3 separate regions of the Mus musculus genome follow, and all the other regions are linked to region 1. The links are chromatin loops, found by intact Hi-C in ENCODE. Cell type or tissue: heart. All regions are shown on one strand.

Evidence for each region. Hi-C counts contacts between places; a loop is a spot of excess contacts. Peaks named below come from ENCODE experiments on the same cell type or tissue, not always from the same donor. Only the 100,000 strongest peaks of a DNase experiment are listed, where the experiment ranks them.
Region 2: it touches region 1 in a loop (19-fold over the local background); 16 of 42 quality-filtered maps call a loop at or near these places.
Region 3: a loop joins it to region 1, with 6 times the contacts of the local background. A loop is called at or near these places in 8 of 42 quality-filtered maps.

The regions. Positions count from the first base shown.
Region 1 is chr10:107,744,978-107,749,977 of GRCm38, forward strand. No RefSeq gene overlaps it. Among named protein-coding and RNA genes, the nearest start is that of Ptprq, 28 kb to the left of the region's middle. In heart, a CTCF peak has its summit at 2,801 (motif pointing left); no DNase peak of the experiment used is centred here; H3K27ac peaks cover 265 bases.
Region 2 is chr10:107,440,448-107,445,447 of GRCm38, forward strand. No RefSeq gene overlaps it. Among named protein-coding and RNA genes, the nearest start is that of Myf5, 43 kb to the right of the region's middle. In heart, a CTCF peak has its summit at 2,530 (motif pointing right); no DNase peak of the experiment used is centred here.
Region 3 is chr10:106,929,576-106,934,575 of GRCm38, forward strand. Ppfia2 (protein tyrosine phosphatase, receptor type, f polypeptide (PTPRF), interacting protein (liprin), alpha 2) reads left to right here. Exons shown (of 32, transcript NM_001205341.1): 32 at 1,548-3,893. It overlaps Acss3 (acyl-CoA synthetase short-chain family member 3), which reads right to left. Exons shown (of 16, transcript NM_001142804.2): 16 at 3,942-5,000. Among named protein-coding and RNA genes, the nearest start is that of Acss3, 190 kb to the right of the region's middle. In heart, a CTCF peak has its summit at 3,059 (motif pointing right); no DNase peak of the experiment used is centred here; H3K4me3 peaks cover 307 bases.

The sequences.
Region 1 (5,000 bases):
AAGCAAAGTTCCCATTGTTTGAAATGTTCTTTTTTTTTTTTAATTATGTGTGTGCACACTCTCTTCAGCCATCACTCTTCCACACTGGTAAAATGCATCTACAAAATAATACTTCTATCTGAGACATTTATATTCTAATGTGTGGAAACTGGCAAAAAATAATGCATAAAATAAAGAGTACATTATATAGTACTTTATGCACAAGTCCTAAAGAAAAAAGGTGAGACAGAATAACGGAGTTCAGAGGGAGTAAGCCATCTTATTAAGTAGAGATTTGAAGACAAGGGTTCATGGAAAAAAGAAATAGAGTTTTTAAGCAAAGTGTGTAGGGAGGTAAGAGAGCCAGGCACACATGAGGTTCTGGAAGAGGACCATGAGAACTAAAGAAATACATGTACAAAGGCTTAAAGTTGAAGGTTACCTAAGGCAGTGGCTCTTAATCTGGGGTCGTGGCCCCTTTGGGAGGTCAAAAATGACCTCCTTTTATGAAGAGGGTCACACTTTAGATACATGGCATATCAGATATGTACAGTTCATAACAACAGCCAAATTACAGGTATGAAGCAGAACAAAAGTGATTTTATGGTGGGGGTCTCCACAGCATGAGGGACAGCATTATAGGGTCACAGCATAGGGAGGCTGAGAAACTCAGTTTCCTATTTATTAAAAAGAAAGTTCCAACTTTACATGATTTCTCTGATTTTCAAAGTTATGAAACATTTAGAAAGAGGTAAGAAATCAGGGGGTTATGTATCATTCAGGAAGAGTAACATTGGGGAGTCTTCTTTGTATTTTATCATAAAAACTGAAGAGGGTAGTTCAACCTATTCCCTTATCCAGTTTATCCAAATAGTTAGTCTTGTGGGTTTTGTGACCACAAAATTCCCATAAAATTGATAATATCTTTTTTATAGTTCTGTTGCCTCCTTCCATATTCTTCTGGGCTTTCTCTCATTCTCAGACAAAACAATAAATCATCAGCTCCTATGTATAAGAGCTGTAATATGATTTTTAAATTGTTCATTGTTTTTCTTTAAGTAACCTTCAAAGAATTGATTGTGCTTCTAATAATCACTTAGTTTCACAAAAATGATACTGCATCTATATTGATGTTAGTTCGTTGCTTTAGCAATATAAACAACAGAGTTGCCAGGTATGTAGGTATGCACGCAGGTAGGATTTTCTGAAGGAGGCAGATGCAGGAGGATTATGAGTTTGAGGACAGCCTAGGCTACACAATTAAACTTCTCAAGAAACTGTGGTTCAAAGCAGGATGCCTAGTCTGCAACCCCTTCACATCACAACGTCACCTTTATACCCAATGTTTAAAGAATATCAGGGTAAACCAATTACAAAATGTATCCAACAAAATTCCTGGAATGAAATAACTTCAGATCTTTATTTTTATGAAGGTGACTTTTGAAAACATATGTAAACATTTACTTTAAAGTAAAGCTTATCAGACATAACACTGAATCTCACATACACAGAGATCGAGGAAGATCCCGAAAATAAATGGGTCACAGAGTTTGCACGGAGTTTTAGGACAAGGAGTTGAATCTTTCTAAGGTCTCAAAAACTCCATGACACTTTACAGTAAAGTTTTAGTGAATAAAATGTACTCTCTGAGGCATTTTATGTTCTTTGCTTAGCTTCATGTTTCTAGGCTCTGCCTGCACACTGACCTAGATGCTGCCTCTGCGTGTTCCCACACCAGTGTCTTATGAAGCCTTCCCCACCTTCCCTCTCTGACTTCTTGATGCCCTTTTCTGTTTACAGCACCCTTCTCCCTTTCTGTCTCCACCTCGTGGCTATCTCCTTCTCTTTCATTGTAATCCTGCATGCCCGTCTTCAAGGATACCCCTGGCCCCTGCCACTGGGTTAGTTGCAGTTTCTCTGTGCTCCCAAGTATCCAGGGTGAAAACCACGTGACAGAGTTTCTCACGCAGCATTAGCACTACGTGGAGTTGCTCTGTGTCGCTGAAGTTCCGTCTCGGGAGCCTATCACAGTCCCGGATGCTGTAAAACAACTCACTGTGTGAATGATAAATGATACAAGATGTTCCCCACCCCCCAAACCTTAAGAGCATAAAGCAGCAATGGATTCCTAATTCTTGGACACAACTCCTGTTTATCAGATTACAGCCAATACACAGAGAACCCAAAAATTAAGCACACAGGCCGGTCCTCACGCGTTTCTCTTTGTTCTATGTTAATCAAACTATTACATACCTGGGAATATTGCCTTCCAGTGCACCTGCCACCTGAAGAGAAAGCACCTTCCAAAAACATGTAACCAGCCTTTTGGCAATTGAAGGGTGTTTTATCAAAATCCTAAAAAGATAAAATATACACTATCTAGTACCCAGCTAGGCAAATATTTTCCTTTGTGAAACTTGGCTTTTGTTTTTGATAAACATTAACCAGACTTGCTGTTATTTACAAAGAACATCAAATATTCCCAGTGAATATAGGATGTGCACTATGATATGCACAGAAAGGGTTTTGATCCCTCCTAGCTCAGCTTTAGAGTGGATATATGTTATATGGTGAAATTCTGTTATTAATAAGGTTATCTACATAGAGTGTATTGAGTATGGATGCACACTACTGTTAGGATTCGTGCTTTTCCTGAAAAATGTATGTTTTACATTCTATGAATACAGTGTTATATTAAAGTGTATAAAGATAAAGATTAATTACATGATAGATTCACAATTGTGATCTACACAAGATTCAAAACAACCCCGGGTAATGTACTGAAGTGAATTTTCCGAAACGCCTATGATGAGACTGCCCCCTAGAGGTCAACTCACCACATTGAGTGAGAAATTAAACAACTGATTTAAAATGTGCCAACTTATTCTTCAGATCTAATGTTACTCCAAGGACCTGAATGAAGTCATGTTTATATCGTCATCCACCTATCCTCTTCCACACATGCTCACCTGTGACAACCACAACAGGTTTCTCTGAAGAACTTAGTTTCTCTGTTACACGGGGGTGATCCTCTGACGGAAAACAGGGTGTTAGAAAAGGTGATGATCATGAAGAGTAGAGCTGACTGGCTTTGGTGCTAGGGGTTGGGTTTTTCAGCAAACCACTGACCAGATGAGAGTTTGTGAGACACTCCACACTTTTAGAAAACTGAAGAAAATGCCACACACGAGCCTCACTTCACTGATGCTAAACAAAACCTTCAGCTCTTTCAATGTCTTTTCATAAAACTAGCATCAGAACTTTAGGTGTATGGAGTAGAAAGAGTGAGAGAGAACAAATGTCCACGTTGGGTTATATTTCTATATTTGTAGGAAAGGAGACAATTGCAGAAAGTGGAATAAGGTTGAGGGGAGGAACATTACGCACTCAGCTCGACAACGCTGACGCATCTGTGGGAAAGACCAACCATTTATTAGGAATATAATGAGCACTTCTGAAGCTCACAGGAGAAAACTGCGTTAGTAATGATTTGAGTTGGATAAGGCTGTAAGTCGTGAAAATGATCTCATGCATATCAATCCTGGACTGATCAAGGGAAGACCACAATTAAAACACTATCGGCCCAAGAATCCGATGCCTACCGAAGTGGTTGACAAAAATAGTCTACAGAAATATAAGCTATGTCTAGTATGTATATGTAATAATAAAGAAACATTTGTTGAACTAATAAAGTCAGGGCTAACAGACACATGAATGAACATAGACAAAAGTTTCATTTAACACAATAGCTCTTTACTGACATACACATCGTTAAGAGCAGTCCATGTTGATTCTTTGACCTAAGATATGAAGATACAAATATTCTTTCCTCTTCGTTTTTAAAATAATATCTTCAAGGTTTGAAAAACTTGAGACTGTTACAGTGTGACTGGGGTATCTTTCCAGACATACTGACACTGGTAATTTTACAATGGTTACTTTTCCTTGTGAAGATGAACCTACCTAATTGTGTCATGTCAGAGATCAATACATCAATATAATGTCACATAACTCTCCTTACTAAGCTATGTAATTTTAACAATGCAACCCCTAACTTTCTGTTTATTTTACTCTTAACATCTCCCAAACCAATAAAAATGTTAATGCTTTTATTAATCAAGTAGGGAATGAATTGTAACCAATTAGAACTGTTGTAAAGTAGCTTCTGGAATTACGTGTGCAGAATTAGTGTGCAATTATAACTCCATTAGAGCAAGACCCAGATGTTTTCCTGTCTAAAGGAGACCCAACTTTAGAATTATTTTTCTTACATTTTTAAATACAAGACAATCATGTAAATAATTATATTCTAGTTCTTCTGGTTTCAAAAAAATGTTCTCCTTCTAGAAAAAAAGGTAGGAATAACTGCTTAATTTTAATTTTAATTTTTATTTCTGTGTGATGTGTAGTAAAAAAGAGTAGAGACAGCATCCAGTTTGGAGGAGATGTGTGCATTAGTTCATGTTGGTACTTACTTCAGTGTTGCCTCAACCCTACATCTCAGGAGTTCTTGAAAACATTCTTGTTTATTGTTTATGGTAAGGAGATGGATGAGAGGGAAAAGATATTTTTCATTACTAAAAATAACTCACAAGATACCATAAAAATATACCAGTTAGTTATTCTTTATTCTTTTTGAAAGTAGAGGGATATAGCTGGTTACTTACTGGTTTTGTTTAATTTGCTTTTGATTGATGCATAAAGACACAAGGGTTATACCTATCTATGAGATATTCTTCATATCATTACATGTGTCTGTTGCATAAGGTTAAACATGCCTGCCTCAAACATTTGTTACTTCTCATGGGTGAAAAACTTTAAAGTCCTGTGTTGAGTCTTTTTGAGAATGCAGTGTAGAAACACTGTCTGTGGACACTTTCCTATATGGAAGACACGACTTGATTGCAACTTGGTACCCATCAGTAAATCTCTCCCCATCTCTCCCTCTTCTCTGCTCACCTTCTGCAAAGCAATCTTTGACTTCCAATACCTATGAAAGCAACCACAGATGAGTCACATAA
Region 2 (5,000 bases), 300 kb before region 1:
CCTCTGCAAAGAACAGATTACTCAATAGTGTGGTCTATTGCTATAATCCATACAAGTACAAATCTCAAGTGCAGCGCATTCAACACATAGACGTTCATGTAGGATGCCCCGTGTCTAAGATGGAATCTCTGGTCAGCCCTCTTAGGACTCTGCTGTAACTCCTTGGCGTAGACATCTTATGTCACTTAGATGAGTTTTCAGCGCAGATCATATGGATTCCAAGTGAGAGAAGGTGTCCAGGCTGCTCAAGAAATAGGATGGGCCAGGGGCTAGAGGGGAGACCCGATGACACAGAAAACTACTGAACTAGACCGTTTTGTGGGCAGAAAGATATAGTGGGGATCCAGTTGACAAGACCCTCTCTGGGTAGGAGGTGTGAAGTTGGACCTGCCAAAATGTATCTGTTACATTGACATATGCTTTTGGAGGGACCCTTAGTGTTTCTTTGAGAATGATCTGTTTATTGTAGGTTTAACCAAAGCTGAATTTCATTTTCCTATTGGATGAAAATATATCACAGCATTCCCATGTCATTTCCATTTCAGGGAACTACTGAACAAAAAGATATAACACAAATATTTCATGTCTCACTGCTAATATGGCATGGGAAAGTCTGATAGTGGTACTTTTGTCTTTTATTAGACAGCATTGCTAATAATAATAACATATATATGCATGTAATATATATATGCATGTATATGTATATATATCTTTGTTTAACTATATGTTTTATATACATATCCATAGGCTAGACCAGTGCCTGGCAAATACAGAAGTCGATGCTCACAGTCATCTATAGGATGGAACACAGGGCCCCCCCAATGGAGGAGCTAGAGAAAGTACTGAAGGAGCTGAAGGGATCTGCAACCCTATAGGTGGAACAACAATATGAACTAACCAGTACCCCCAGAGCTCATGTCTCTAGCTGCATATGTAGCAGAAGATGGCCTAGTCGGCCATCACTGGGAAGAGAGGCCCCTTGGTCTTGCAAATTTATATGCCCCAGTACAGGGGAATGCCAAGGCCAAGAAGTGGGAGTGGGTGTAGGGGAACAGGGTGGGGGGAGGGTATAGGGAACTTTCGGGATAACATTTGAAATGTAAATAAAGAAAATATCTAATAAAAAAGTGCAAAAAATAAATAAATAAAATGAAACAGAATAACCAAACCAAACAGAGTGCTAAGAAGCGAAATGCAAATGACGTAAAGCACTTAAAGTAGTTTAGACTTTGTTATGTCTGTTCCATGATGGCTAAATACCTAAGATGAAGCAAGCTTTAAAGGCATAAGTAAGTATCTTCTACTAGGGACATAGGCCTCTCAGCAGCATAGGGAATGTAAAAGCTTATGTGGTTATTGAAATGCAAAACCCCTTCCATTAGTCTTTACTTGAGAAAACTGAGTTTCCTTTGGGAGAAGGGAGAGAAGTTATTGAGGACACTTAAAATCTGATCCCTTAGCTCATTTCTAATAAACAAAGTGTTATGAACTCCCTTCTTGGGTTCCATGGTGTGGCAGTATGAGAATGAATAGTGACTTCAATGAATTCATTAAAATGCCTTACACTTTGCAAACTGTGTGGAAATGTAAGATGATGTGAAAGCCCAATGTGGACCCTGTAGGCAACCCGGAGGAAGCAGATGGAGGGTAGACATTGTCTCATCAGGAATCCTATCCCGCTGCTCCTGGGGTAAAGGTTTCAGTAACTTGCTGTTGCCTTGGAAAATAGTGGGTTTCTAAATTGATGACTGTGTTCAAGGAACAAAAACACAGCAGACAAGAAGAAGACAGAAGTTGAAGAGATAGCTTTCCAAATAGTGGTTAAACCCTGAACAGTACCCATTCCGCTTAGAAACTGAGCATTAAAATAGAGACTAGGGGGCCAGAGAAATATGGCTGGGGACACAAAGGCTCTCACTGTCAAGCCTGGCCACTTGAGTTCAGGTCCCAGGATGTATGTAGAGGAAGGAAGGAGCAGACTCTGGCAAGCTGTCTTCTGATATCCACATTCATTCCTTGACATAAGCCAACATGTGCATGTACACACACACTCACATATGCATAGTATATAAATCAATGGAACAAATTTTATGTGGAAAAATTAGAGAATGTTACCAGTCGTTGCAGAAGGAGGCCCATTGCTTCCTTGTGGTACATGTGCTTATCCAGTGGGTGCACAAAAATAAGAACAAACAAAAGCCAGAAAATCTTGCCCTTATAAATACAAACATTGGCAAAGTATCCTTACAGATCCAGAAATAAATATTAAATTTCCTTTTCTACTGCATTATTTCTTAACAATTAGATCAATTGTTTAGATCATACTAGAAATTATGTGAATAGAAATGGTTCTGTATAAGATATTATCAGAGCGACACTTAGAGAGTATCAACAGAATAAATAGAATAATGGTTTAATTTATGGTAAGACATGCTCTCTAAAAAAATTTGAAGGAATGCATGCTGAATGTGAATTTAAAATCATTTTAGTGGAGCCTTGAACGGTGAGCTTTAGGGTGCAATATTTTCTCTAACCACCAGGGAGCAGACGAGTGCCTTGAAAGAAAGGCTCGTCAATCATTACTAAATGACAGGAAAAATAATAAATAGTAGGCATGGATAACCCAATGTCTCTTTCATTTAGAAAGAAAGATTCTCCTTGACAAAGTCTAACATCCCCTCACAATAAAAGTCCTGGATAGATTAGGGATACAATGTACATTCCTTAATATAATAAACACAGCTACAGCAAGCCTATACTCAACACCAACTTAAGGAGAAAAACACAAAGTATTTATACTAAAATCAGGACCAAAATAAGGTTGCCCCCTCTCTGTACCTAATGACAATATAGCATCTGATGTATAACCTAGATCAGGAAAAGAACTGAAGGAGATTAAGTGAGTACAATTGTTAAGAGAACTCAAATGTCTTTATGCACAGATGGTATGATAGTATACATAAGTGACACTAAAATTTTCACTGGGAACCTTCTACAGCTCATGAACCTTACTAGCAAAGTGGCTGGGGAAAGAATAATTCACAAAAATCAGTAATGTTACTATCTACAAATGAGGAATGAACTAAGAAAGAAATCAGAGAAACAATACCTTTTGCAATAACCTCAAGTGAAAGACTTGTATGATTAAAAACTTAAACACATTGAAAAAAGACATTGAAGAAGATAACAGAGGATGGAAAGATTTCCCATGCTCAAAGTTAATAAAATTAAAATAGTAAAAATGTCCATCCAACCAAAAGTGATCTACAGATTCAATGCAATTCTTATCAAAATTCCAATACAATTCTTCATAGATCTTGAAAGGACAATTTCTGCTTTACATGGAAACAACAACAACAACAAAACAGGACAGCTAATGAAATAATCCTGCTGGAGATCATCACCACCCTAATCTCAAATTATACTATAGATCTATAGTAACTATAGTAACAAAATCTGCATGATGTTGGTACAAAGACAGACAAGTCGGTCAATGGAACTGAGCTGAAGACCCAGAAATAAGTCCCCACACCTATGGTCATCTGATTTTGGATGAAGAATCCAGAAATGCATGCTGAAAAAGGACAGCATCTTGTCCAAATGGTGCTGGTCAAACTGGGTGGTTTCATGTAGAAGAGCGCACATAGAGATAAACTTATCATCAATCATACTTTATCAAACACAACCTCAATGTATCAAAGACCTTAACATAAGACCAGATACATTTCATCTGATAGAAGAGAAAATCAGAAATAGCTTTGAACCCATTGGCACAGGAAAATAATTTCTAAACAAAATACCTTTAGCACAGACATTTAGATAAATAATAAATGAAACCTCATGAAACCATGAAGATTCTGCATGGCAAAGGACACCATTATTAGACAAAGCTGCAGCCTACAGAATGGAAAAACATTTTTCCAACTACACATCTTATACAGGACTAAAGAACCAACCAACTCACCAAACAAACAAACAAACAAAAAACCTGGTCATCAAGAAAACAAATAACCCAATTAAAAGTGGGGTACAGATATAAACAGAAATATCAAAAGATAATACAAGAATGAATGAGAACCCCAAATGTTCAACATTGTTAGTCATCAGGGAAATGCAAATCAAAAACTATGTTGAGATTTCATTTTACCTACGTCAGAATGGCCATGATCAGTAAAACAAATAAGATTAGATTGGCAAGGATGTAGAGTAAGGGGAGCACACATCCATTGCTAGTAGAAGTGTAGACTTGTATAGTTGCTATGGAAATCAGCATGGCAGTTCCTCAGGAAGATGGGAATTAATCTACCTCATTGTACAGCTTAACCCAAAAGGACATATACCCAAGGGACATTTCCTTCAACTACAGAGCCACTTATACAAACATGTTTATTGGTGTTTGTATAAGTCATGATGTCCAGAAATTGTAAGCCATCTAAACAACCATCAATGGATAAATGGATTAAAAAGTATGGTACATTTATACAAATGAATATTATTTATCTATGAAAAAATTACGAATTAAATTAAAATTACAAATCTCACAGGTAAATGGATAGAGCTTGAAAAAAAAATCATCCTGAATGAGGTAACCCAGATCCAGAAAGGCAAATACGGTATGTATTCACTCATCTGTTGATGTTATCTGTTAAGAAATCTATAATCCATAAAGCCAAAGAGAGTATGTACAGAGTAAGGGATTAGAAGGAAGAGATTTCCCTTGGAAGATGAATAGATAGTTCATAGATAGTTATAGATGGATAGGAAGGGGTGCTGGAACAAGATGGTCAAATTGGGGGGAGGGGAGAGAGAGGAAGACAAGGAGGGACAACTTAATTGTGAGCCATTTGAGGGGTTGTTTGGAAACCCATTACAGTTGAAGCTTCGAAATACATAAGAAAGACAATCCAATTGACATGTTGAAATGATGAGGGAGACAGCTTCTCATCTCCAAATAAAGCATCAATACCCAAGATTAGAAATCTTTTCAAGTTCGCCTCCAT
Region 3 (5,000 bases), 820 kb before region 1:
TTAGATGTGGATTAATATTAACAACAAAGTTGAATATAAAATTATACAAATCACAACATCTTATTTCCTATCACTATGATTTATATTTGCTGAAATCAAGTATAAATTTTAAGAACCTGGGAAGTATAATATAGAAAAAATTATAAGAATTAGGAGTAGAAATAGCATGAAACTTCATTATACACATATAAGATATAATATTTATGAGAAAATGCTAATCGGTGGGAAATATTGCTATATCAATACAACATGAAATTTTATAGTAAATATTCCATATATGTAAAACTGGTTTCCTAGATTTATAAACTTTAAATGGGTGAAAAATATATTAACCTAAATTTTGGATATACCAAACTATTCTATCATATTCAATGAGCTGATATTTGAAAGAAAATAGTTTTCAACTCTATTGTGCCCAGAGATGGGAGAAGGAAAGGGTAGAGCAGCAGTCTGCCTGTGCTTTTTACTATGAGTAAACAGCCTTGGATCAACATCGATGTACAACACATCATGGCTCTTGGGAGACGAACAAAGAGGCTGACATGCTGCCTTCCGTGGGTCACTAATTAAGAAAGCAGAAAACAAAAAAAAAGCACTCAGACAAATACTTTAATTTCTCAAAATGGTACAATGAGACAAACATTTTGTGATACAAAATTTGGTCTCATTAGTCATGGCCTGCAATATATAATCATTTAGCTAAAATAAGAGACTTTTCATAACACTGTTTATAACATCCAACACATAGCATAATAATTTTCTCAGAAACTTAATAATTTACTAGCTCATAAATGACTAATATGTTCAGTAGTGCTTGCTGCTTAGCTCTAGACTCATGAGTAGAATTTATCTTGAACTATTTGCAATTTTTTTCCTGCATGTTATTCTAGTTCATATTTTTTTTAGTTTTAACCACTAAAAGGAATAAAAATATTAACAAGATAATAAAAGACAATATTTATTTTATTTTAGTGAGAAATTAAAATGGTCATTATGAAAAGTAAGCCTAAGTATACTTTATATTAGTCTGTTGTGTCAGTAATAGTAATGTGAGATTTGTTTCTATGTGATGTCATGGCTGGAATCTATAGTGTAATACATACTGCTCATACAGAGACATCAAATATGCTGTTTTATGTTCTATAATGATCAAAGAAAAGCATCATTTTTTAAAACTCTAAAATATATGAACTAGAATATAAATCTATCCTATGGAATATGCCAACTCCACCCAATTTAAAAATTAGCAACCTAAAGAAACTTGAGAAGGCATGCTGACATTTTATACCACTTATAGTACACCCATATTTTCCCTGAAGTTGAATAAGGTCTACTTCATGCTCCTGAAAATATAAATAAGTAAATAAGTAAGTGGAGACTAGTAAATGTCACACCATCTACTCTAAGTTACATCCTCCATACCGTTCCTTGTGCTGGGGTTCTAGGACAGGCCTATACAAGCTGCATGGAGATATCTGCCAGTGCAAAGGTGTGGGGTCTATTGGCTGGGAGTTGACAGTGAGCTCATGCTGTATGTCCCCTTTCAGATGTCATCTTTTCAGTCTACACGACCTAAAGTGCACTACCACCTAGGAAGACAAATGGAGAAGCCTTTGTGAAGACTGAATCCTAAGGGAATAATATAAGTAACGGTTTACCAAACATTAAATATGTGACTCTGGGGGGAGTTGGGTATTGAGTCTGATTAGTTTACTATGATTGTAATAAAAATGCTTAAGTTATCTGATATAAGAGCATCATCTACGTCATAACTTCCGTACGTCTGATGCCTTTATGAGATGGAACCACTTGTTTTTCTTCATGTTGTAATATAATAGGCATTTATGTATTGCTGTGTACCATTTCTTTTTAAATGTGTAAGTCTTCTGTAAATGGATATAAATATGATTTTTTAAAAAAATAAAATATATGGTTCATGGAGTCTCGAGTGCAAACTGAACAATTCCAAGTACTGTTTGTATTTTACCATTTCACCATTTATACGGTTTTTTGAATTGTAATGGTCAATCAATATGTTCCTTAGAAGTGTGTTTCATGCTTCGACATGCTTCTCCTTCAAGTCTGTCAAACCTTAAAGCTGAACACCTGCCTCTGATCATGTGATTAAACCTGGAGCCCAAAATGACCTTTAAAGGCCATCAGGGATGTGACACCCTCTCTCTCTCCTTACAGAAGCACTGTGATGGCTCAACCTGTTTCAAAAGAAAACAAAGCCAAACTGTTTACAAGAGTCAAATGCAATGATTTTAACAATTTATATTATGAAAACCATTACCTAATTTTGTTGCCTGTGGACCAAGAAACACACACACACACAAACACACATGCATATACACACACTTTACTAAAAACTACATGTTCATTCAAATAGCCAACACTGGACAGTGAATGTCAACCATTGTAGAGTCTGAGTTCCATTTCCACTGGGGTGTGGGGTGGAGGGGCAGAACCCCATAACCTACCCCCATTTTAAAAATCACTGTTAACAGGGCATTAGCCAGACTCAAGTCTGTTATTACGAGCCTTTAGCTGAAATAACCATTTTTTTGTGACTTCCCTGAATTCACTTTCATCAGAGGAAATAAAGACAGAATGATTAACATATATAGTGTATAAAAAGTAAAGATGAGTAATCTCTTCCTTGTGGCTTTATTCGGTGGTGTCACTGCTGTTTATTCTTTATTGATATGGGAGATTTCAAAGTGGAACCTATTTAATAATACCATTGATCTGTTTCCCTGCTGCTTGGTCTTAATGCAAGACCCGTCATTAGTAAATTATTATTAATTTTTTGTATTTCAATTCGTTGTATTTGCACGTACATTTGTTTCGATGTCTATTTTTGTTGAACAGATTCAATCAAACGGTAATGGTAACAGAAAACCTCTCCATTATCAATAAAACAACAACAACAACAACAAATGCCTCCAGTTTCCTGCTTAAGCTTTGTTTTCTAGTAGCCTGACATTTAACGATTTATTTCGATTACCAAGAAAATCATTCAACGATTTCAAATGCGATTCTATTCAAAATTGAGTCTGCCACTAGAGGGAGGTCTAAACCAGCTGATAGAGGTGGCTTGGCTTTTTTTTTTTTTTTTTTTTTAATGTTGCTTGAGTAAAGACAATGTGAAAGAACATTGAAACTCTCGATTCATCAAAATGAAATAGATAAGAGAAACTCTGATACCTGCATGGCAGAAAGATTTATACTCGTATTTAGATACCTGTGTGACAAACAGTTGTGCATAGCTGTAGTGCAACCCTTGTGATAATTAACTTACAAGGAAGAACATTTTATTTTGTCCCAGCGCATTTGATGTTCCGTCTCAAGAACCGGCAGTCTGCAGGCTTTGGGGTCGAGTGGCGTGGTCGGAAGCCTGTACCAGAGGAAACTGTTCACTTCCTTGACAGGAGACATGGAGCCCGGTGCTGCTGCTGCTCAGCTCGGGACACATAAGAGGGCACATTTCTGTGACCTGAACACTTAGCATCAGCATTATCCTGGCCACGCATTCAGCACAGAAGCTTTTGGGGGAATAATCAATATCCAATTAGGTAAACCACTCACACTGTCACCTAAAGCAGTCTCGTCTTTTTAGAAATCACCTACAAAATACTGATCATCTGTCATAGACCCCGATAGTGTGATACAAAGTATCAAATTACTTTCCTTGAGAATTATGTAAAATATTGCTTAATGTATAAGAAAATTGTAGTCAGCTATATTTCTGGGTGTTTTGGTTTTGGTTTTCCCCTTTAGCCATCAATGTTAGGAATTCAAACATGTTAGAATATCAGATCGGACCCTTTCAAACACAACTTTATATAAGTAAAACAACCTTTTGGCGAATAAAACAAGTTTCACTTTTAGCTAGTTAGTGTATTTTTTATGGGGAAAAATAAATTGTCGCACTCTTTAAATATTAAAGGTACTTTTATTTTCATTTTTGCAGGTGTCTTACAAATTTAAAAATTTCATAAAGTACAAGATCACAGGGACACCATCAAGGTGAATTTAAGTGTGGTCACATTTCTTGGATTGTATCATTGCGATCAAAGACACATTCAATTCAAAATATTTTAGATGTGATTTGACAAACAAGACAAAACAGAAACCTCATGGGGAGATTTTAAAATAGAAAGTTCTTTAATTTTCTCCCAATGTTTTAAGCAGTCTGATGACTTCATTTTAGCACCACAGCCGTGATAACTGCCTCTATCTGCAGGAGAGATGGCTTTCCTCATTGAAACATAAGAAAAACAGCTCCTTCCCAGGTGTGAGAAACTGTGTTTTTTTGTTTATTCATTTGTTTTGTCAGTTTTATTAATTTATTTTTATAGATTCTCTCTACGGGAAAATAACCCATGCTTACTTGCTGATGTATCCCCTCAGATCTGGGAAAGAGGAAAATCTACATATGATCCAAAGATGAAAACTTTACTCAATTCTTAGATCTGCCTGAGTTTATAATGGGCAAATACGAAAATGACAAACTTAAAGTACCTGGTTCATGTCGAGAAAGTAATGATCTGTATTTTCATGCTAACATATTAAAAATTATTGATTTGTAATCCCCACAGTTGTGAAAATGGATAAAATGTATATATACAATTAATAATTCAAGAAACTCAAGAGCTTCAAGTTACAAAATGTCAGTTGGTTAAATTCGGAATACCAAAATAATTAAAGATGATAACAAACTGTTTTTAATATTACCAATAAAGAAAGTAGTTTAATTAATAAAACTTCCCTTTGAGAAGCCATTCATTATCCACTCTGCAGCCCAAAGTTGCCTAAAAATGAGTCTTTATAATATATATGACAAGTAATAATATTTATGACAAGTAAGTTGCCATCTGTTAGTTCTCACCTATATTTCTTGTATTTGGATTTATCTGTTAGGACACAGACCAAAGAGGCCTAAAATGAGAGCCTTATGTAAGATATGCATAGCTTTTATGACCAGTAAATCCAAA